Regions from separate parts of the Mus musculus genome. Here region 2 is linked to region 1. A link is a loop called in an ENCODE intact Hi-C map of the cell type or tissue named here. Cell type or tissue: gastrocnemius. All regions are shown on one strand. Links, peaks and the distances in the headings refer to the core of each region. The heading gives the core; the rest is flanking DNA.

What was found. Peaks named below come from ENCODE experiments on the same cell type or tissue, not always from the same donor. Only the 100,000 strongest peaks of a DNase experiment are listed, where the experiment ranks them.
Region 2: it touches region 1 in a loop (2.3-fold over the local background); 1 of 42 quality-filtered maps calls a loop at or near these places.

What each region holds. Positions count from the first base shown.
Region 1 is chr16:87,577,525-87,580,430 of GRCm38, forward strand. The region is part of intron 3 of Map3k7cl (Map3k7 C-terminal like); the gene reads left to right. Among named protein-coding and RNA genes, the nearest start is that of Map3k7cl, 26 kb to the left of the region's middle. In gastrocnemius, for the core only: a CTCF peak has its summit at 1,559 (motif pointing left); DNase peaks (open chromatin) are centred at 1,570 and 2,194.
Region 2 is chr16:87,697,613-87,700,518 of GRCm38, forward strand. It overlaps Bach1 (BTB and CNC homology 1, basic leucine zipper transcription factor 1), which reads left to right and starts at 1,342. Exons shown (of 5, transcript NM_007520.2): 1 at 1,342-1,444. In gastrocnemius, for the core only: no CTCF peak of the experiment used is centred there; DNase peaks (open chromatin) are centred at 1,279, 2,054, 2,331 and 2,591; H3K4me3 peaks cover 2,289 bases; H3K27ac peaks cover 2,118 bases.

The sequences.
Region 1 (2,906 bases), core at 146-2,645:
CAGAGAGAGAGAGAGGAGAGAGGAAAGAGAGAGAGGAGAGAGAGGAGAGAGAGGAGAGAGAGGAGAGAGAGGAGAGAGAGGAGAGAGAGGAGAGGAGAGGAGAGGAAAGAGAGGAGAGAGAGGAGAGAGAGGAGAGAGAGGAGAGAGAGGAGAGGAGAGGAGAGGAGAGAGAGGAGAGAGAGGAGAGAGGAGAGGAGAGGAGAGGAGAGGAGAGGAGAGAGAGGAGAGAGAGGAGAGAGAGGAGAGAGAGAGAGAGACTAAGAGCAGTACACACCTATCCTATGGCCATAGAGGGCTGGGGTTGGAGCTCTGCTGGTGTAAGTTCTGTATACACCAGGAATGGTGGCATACAGAGATAGAGGCAGGAAGATCAGAAATTCAGGACCATCCTCATCTACACAGCAACACCAGGGCCAACTTCATAACACGAGAACCTGTTTTAAAAACGTGGCAACGTGTATTAGGATGCAGCACAGAGTAGTGCATCATTATCCTCTGTTGCATTCATTCATTCATTCATTCATTCATTCATTCATTATAAAACCTAAATGTTTTAATACTTTGATTGACTGGAATTTCTTCGGGGATGCAAACCCCATGCAATGGAAATAAATTAATTCTTCAATGAATGTTCTGGGCTGGGGTAAATGTCCGCTGTCTTCGAATGGCAATTGATGCTGCTGGCCAGCAAACGTGTTGATGTGCCCCCGCAACATTTGTGGTTAGCAGTGAATGGCTTGACATTTTAAAGTGGTGAGGATTTTGAAGTTCCCTGGCAAAAGGGTCGGGGAAGGCAAACGCGGAGTAAAATGAAGTGAGCCTCAGCCAGCAGACCCCCGGAAAGAAAGCATCCCAGATGGGCAAGGGAAGCAGAAAAAACAAAAAAACAAAAAAACAAAAAAAACACCTTTGCATCACCACGTACTGTGGCTTACAATAAATAAGGCCTGCCATCTCAGACACTTCCAAGGGCACAGTTCAGTTATTTAACTAATCACATACCCTTAGTAGCAGAACCACATTGCTTAGGTAAAAAGTATCCTGCCAAATGGTTTTGAAAGGTGGTATTAATGATAAACCAAATAGGATTAATTTTGGCATTTCCATCTGTGTACATAATGTCCCCTGATTATATTCAACTCTCCTGGACCTCCCCACCACCCAGAGGTTTTCTTTCTCTTCTAAAACACAGTGCTTTATTTATTGAAGCTTCTTCAATTAAGACATGCCAGATAGCCAGATACACTGGTGTACATCTGTAATTCCGGCCACTGGGGGAACTCGGTGGAGGGGCTGACACTTGAGGAGACAGGTTTGAGGATCACCTGGACTATACAGTGAATTCAGTGAGAGTTCGTGCAAGATCCTGTCCCAAACTAAAACTGCAAAAGACCTAGAGATGTCACTCAGTGGTAGCGTGCTAAGGTACAGATGAAAACAGAATGATGGCTCACCACTTAAGAACAACCGCTGCTCTTCTAGAAGATGTGGACTGCATTCCTACCATCCACGCGGCAGTGTGGAACAGGCAATAATTCTGGTTCTAGGAGGTCTGCCACCTTCTGGCTTCTGCGGGGCACTGCATGCATGTGGTGCGTAAATACACAACGGAAATGAAACACCCATATCCATAAAATTACAAAACACAAAAGCAAAGTCATGGGGGAAATCCCACTTATTGCAAAGAGTTGCAAGGGGCAGAGGAGGGAGGAGGGTTGAGGGAGGAGGGAGGAGGGAGGAGGGAGGAGGGAGGAGGGAGGAGGGAGGAGGGAGGAGGGAGGAGGGAGGAGGGAGGAAGTGTGCTTGGGATTCTGGTTTCCTTTTAAACCACAGCTGAAAGGATGCTCCCACCTTGACCAGCTGCTAGCACCTTTATTCTTCCATGGTTGCAAAGCCTTCATGCAGGACTGATTCCTTTGACTATGACATTAAGCAGCCGCTGAATTCACGGTCCAGGTACTTTGCAGGCGGCAAGCGATGGGCTGAATTCTGCTTGAACCGAGTGTGGCTTATGCTCTGTTTATGAGGACCGCATGACATGTGTAATCTTATGGCTGCCAGTAGGCAAAACCTTTGACAGGGCACCGATGATTTAAGAGCTTGGCTCTGGGGACGCGAGCTATGTTGCCTTCATTCCACTGACTGTTAAGCTTGGTAACGTGCCAGCGTAACAGGTGAAAATTGGCGAGTGGGTTGCGATTTCTGGGACACAGCCTGGAGGAGCCAGGAGTTCCGGATTCCTTTGGCAAAGGCTTTGGCTCCCAGGGTGAACTATATTGTCACACTACTGTGCCCTAGTTTCCCATATTTTTCTGTATTGCAAAGGATCATAGTTGCAGCCAGCTGGGTTGATGTTGTAAATGTGCCCACAGGGATCCCGAGAAAGATGCCCCGCAAAGTGATCATTGTTAGATTCTACATAAATTAAGCAAACAATGAGGATTCACACGAATGTAAAATTTGTCCTAATGAGAATTTGAAAATATTGTGGAACTTGGTAATATGCATTAATTGTGCATGTTAACAAACCTCAGTGTGACATGTCAGTTAGGTGTACATCTATTTAGAATTTTACTTCCTTTGAGTGAGCAGGGTCGTCTTAGCTATCGGCCAGAGGATAAACTTTATTTCTGTTATTGGCTGAGCAAATAAAATGCCCACCCAAAGAAATCTGTGTGTTTGAAGAATATGGAAAGAAATAGTAAGAAATCCTTTAGTTCATACTTTACTAATATAAATTAGTGAAGATGGTACCTAGTTAGACACACTGTTTACCTACGGCGATTATAATGTCAGATAAGACCAAATAACTTGTTCAGCAGCAAACTTTCATGGTTATCAGATTTTACATGGGTTTTCCCCCATAAATAATTAGGGAGTGATTTAAAAACCCATTAAAAGACAAT
Region 2 (2,906 bases), core at 182-2,681, 120 kb after region 1:
CATGTCAATGTTATCACTATTTGGAGACAACCCTCTCCTGGAGCCCTTGCACTGTCTGTGTGTGTTTAAGGAGCACATACATTTTGGGGCTTCCCATTTTTCTACATCTTTCCTCTGGAACTCAAAGCCAGCAACATTATTTCTTCCTACAAGTCCTCCCAGGGCTACTGGCCTCAGGGGTGGTAATTCCTTCCTCATTTTTAATCAGGTTGGCCAGCCCAGTCCTCTCTTTCTCCAGACTGATAAGCCCTGCCACGAGTGCATGCAGCTTTGCGTAAAGACACTGCCTTGAACAACAGCGAACATAATAAAAAATAGAAACGAACAATTGGATTAACACCCCAATAAGTAGCAGAGGATGAAAGCATGACCAGGACTTGAGGGAAGACGTCTGACATGACCAGACACGGATGCGTCCATGTTTCCTGGTAGTGCAGCGTAGAGGGACAACAGGAGGCTGCCAGACAGTACAATATTCCGGATATGAAGCCCAGTACAGCGTGCTTGCCCATTGGTGAATGCAGTCCGTCGTGGCTAGGCAGATAAGAGTGCAGCTTATATTCAGGCAAGTATGAAGGGCGCAAGAATAACTCTCAAAGCAGTATTGGCTGAGCACAAGGAGTAAAGGGATTTGATCGGGGAAGCATGCATATTAATGGGTTATAATGAGCAAAGCACACTCCAGGTTACCTGCCTTGCGGTTTTCGAGGAAGGGCCTCAAGGACACAAACAACTAGAAGGGAAGCTAGTGATCATTCAGAGGGGCAGCAGCCTCCCCCTCTCAGAATCTGCTCCTAAAAGTCCTGCGGAGCTTCAGACAGATGTTGACATACACCCTTTTCAGCAAGTTCAAACACCTGGTTTTTGTGCTCCTACAGGAAAGCAGCCCAGGAGCTTGGCCGAACTGAGCTTCCGAGGTTTGGGGGCGTGGGGCAGAAGACCTTATCTAATCTGTGTGTGGGGGGGGGGGAGGGGGGAGAGGGGCTGTGTGAACAAAAACCCTGGGGGCGTGGAGGCGTCAGCCTTTTTTTTTCCCTGCCTTCAGCAGGTGAGGAAGAGGTGGTCTTCCGTGACGTGTAACCTTGCCACCAAAGGCAGAGATAGGGCGACGCGGTTGGAGGCCTGGCGCTCAGCAATACAATCCACAACGTTACACGGAGCTCGCAGGAGGCGAAATAGAGAGGCTCTTACTAGCGGAGGGCGTGGCCTGGAACGGGGCGTGGCTCCAGGCAGGGCGTGGCCTGGAGCTCGGCAGGGCTTCAGCTACGGGGCGGGGCCCGGGGGCGGAACCGGGGGCGGGGCTTTAGCGCCCCGAGGCGCTGGCGGTGGTGGCGGAGAGGAACGGAGCGCAGGGGAGGAGACGGGCGGCTGTCCGCGCAGAGGGAGTGAGTCACCTGACCGCCGCTTGCCGCCTGCAGTCGGGCCGCGCCGCGTCTCGGCTCCGGTAAGTGGCTCGGGCGGTGCGCGGTGCCGTCCTTCCGTCCTTTCCGGGGGTCACCGGGGCTGGTGGCGGGCGGCCGCGCGGGCCTAGAAGGGGCGGCGGGCTGCGCGCTGTTTACGCGCTGCGCGGACTCTCTGGGCCGGCCGTGCCGGCGCCGCCCTGCACCGCGCTCCGCCGCGGGCCGCGTCCCGCTCCGCCTGCTGCGGGGGCAAGGCCGAGCGGGCCGGGGTTCCGGGACTACCGGGCGCTCCGCGCTTCCCTTTGTTGTTGCTTGGCGCACGTTTGTAATGTGGACTCGCACAGCATAGGCAGAGTGGGTCTCGATGTTAACGACACCAGCTTTTGTGTTCGTGTCCGGTAGGGCCAGGGCCAGCGCGTTTTCGATCTTCTCCGGGACTTTGGTGTCATTTAGTGGAATTGCGCCGATGGCTTTTATGTAGTGAGCTCTCTATGTTCAGCGTGCGCTGAGTCAAGGCAGACGTAGTAGTAATTCTGAAAGAACGCGTGTGGGAAAATCCTGCTCCCCAGACAGGCTTGGAAGAACAAAGACTTTTTTTTTTTTTTTCAGGATGCTGTTCTTTTTCCTTTTGGAGAATTGTAGAGTTGTGACTGCTAGCCTTGGAGGACGATGCCCCTGCTGGGTCTTTGTTTAGGCATTGAGCACTCCTCTCAGCTCACTGGGTTTGCAGGAAAGGCAGTTCAGAAAGATTAAAGGATGACCACTGTAGATTTTTGTTCGTGGCCGAGCTTTTGAGCTCTACAAATATTCAGAGAAATGGGAAGAGGTATGGGTTGGCCTATTCTTCCTGCTCTTGTGGTAGTGGTGCAAGCTCTGGGCTGGGCTTGAAGGCGCTTGCCACTTCTGGCTTTGGACATCGTAAGGGAGTCTAGAGGAAAAAAGGCTCCTGGTGAGTCATCTTGGAGTTGGGTAGCTTTGGAGGAGTGATCGCCTCTTGTTGTTTAACCGTCGGATCTGTCAAGTGGCTTCCCTTTGTTCGCTACGTTGGTTGGATAACAAGGTAGGGTGACTCTTTAAAAGAGTTTGTGTTGCTGAGTCATTCACCCCAGACTGAGAGGTAATTAGGAACAGCTGGTGCAGATACGCGCATCACATGCCTCCACTATAAAAGGCTGAGCTGCACACACGAGGGGTGGCTTCAGGAGGCCGGAGGGGGTCCAGCTGCGGGCTGTGTGTTTTGATCCAGGTAATCAGTGGCTGACGTGGTAGAGCGTGCTTAAGACGTGGCCAAGGAACACCGAGGTGGTGTTTAAACAGCAGCCTCGTGGCCTACTGCGGGAGACTCAATTTGTGCTGGAGGAAGCTGGATCTTTGAGATTTCAGATAGAAGTAAGGCAGTCAGCAGTATTATATCATTTCTTTCCCTTGCTGTCCTCGCTTTGCCTTTAGTATTTTGATGCAGAGTGGTGTATACATGCTTAAGTTATTCTTTATAATTTTTTTTTA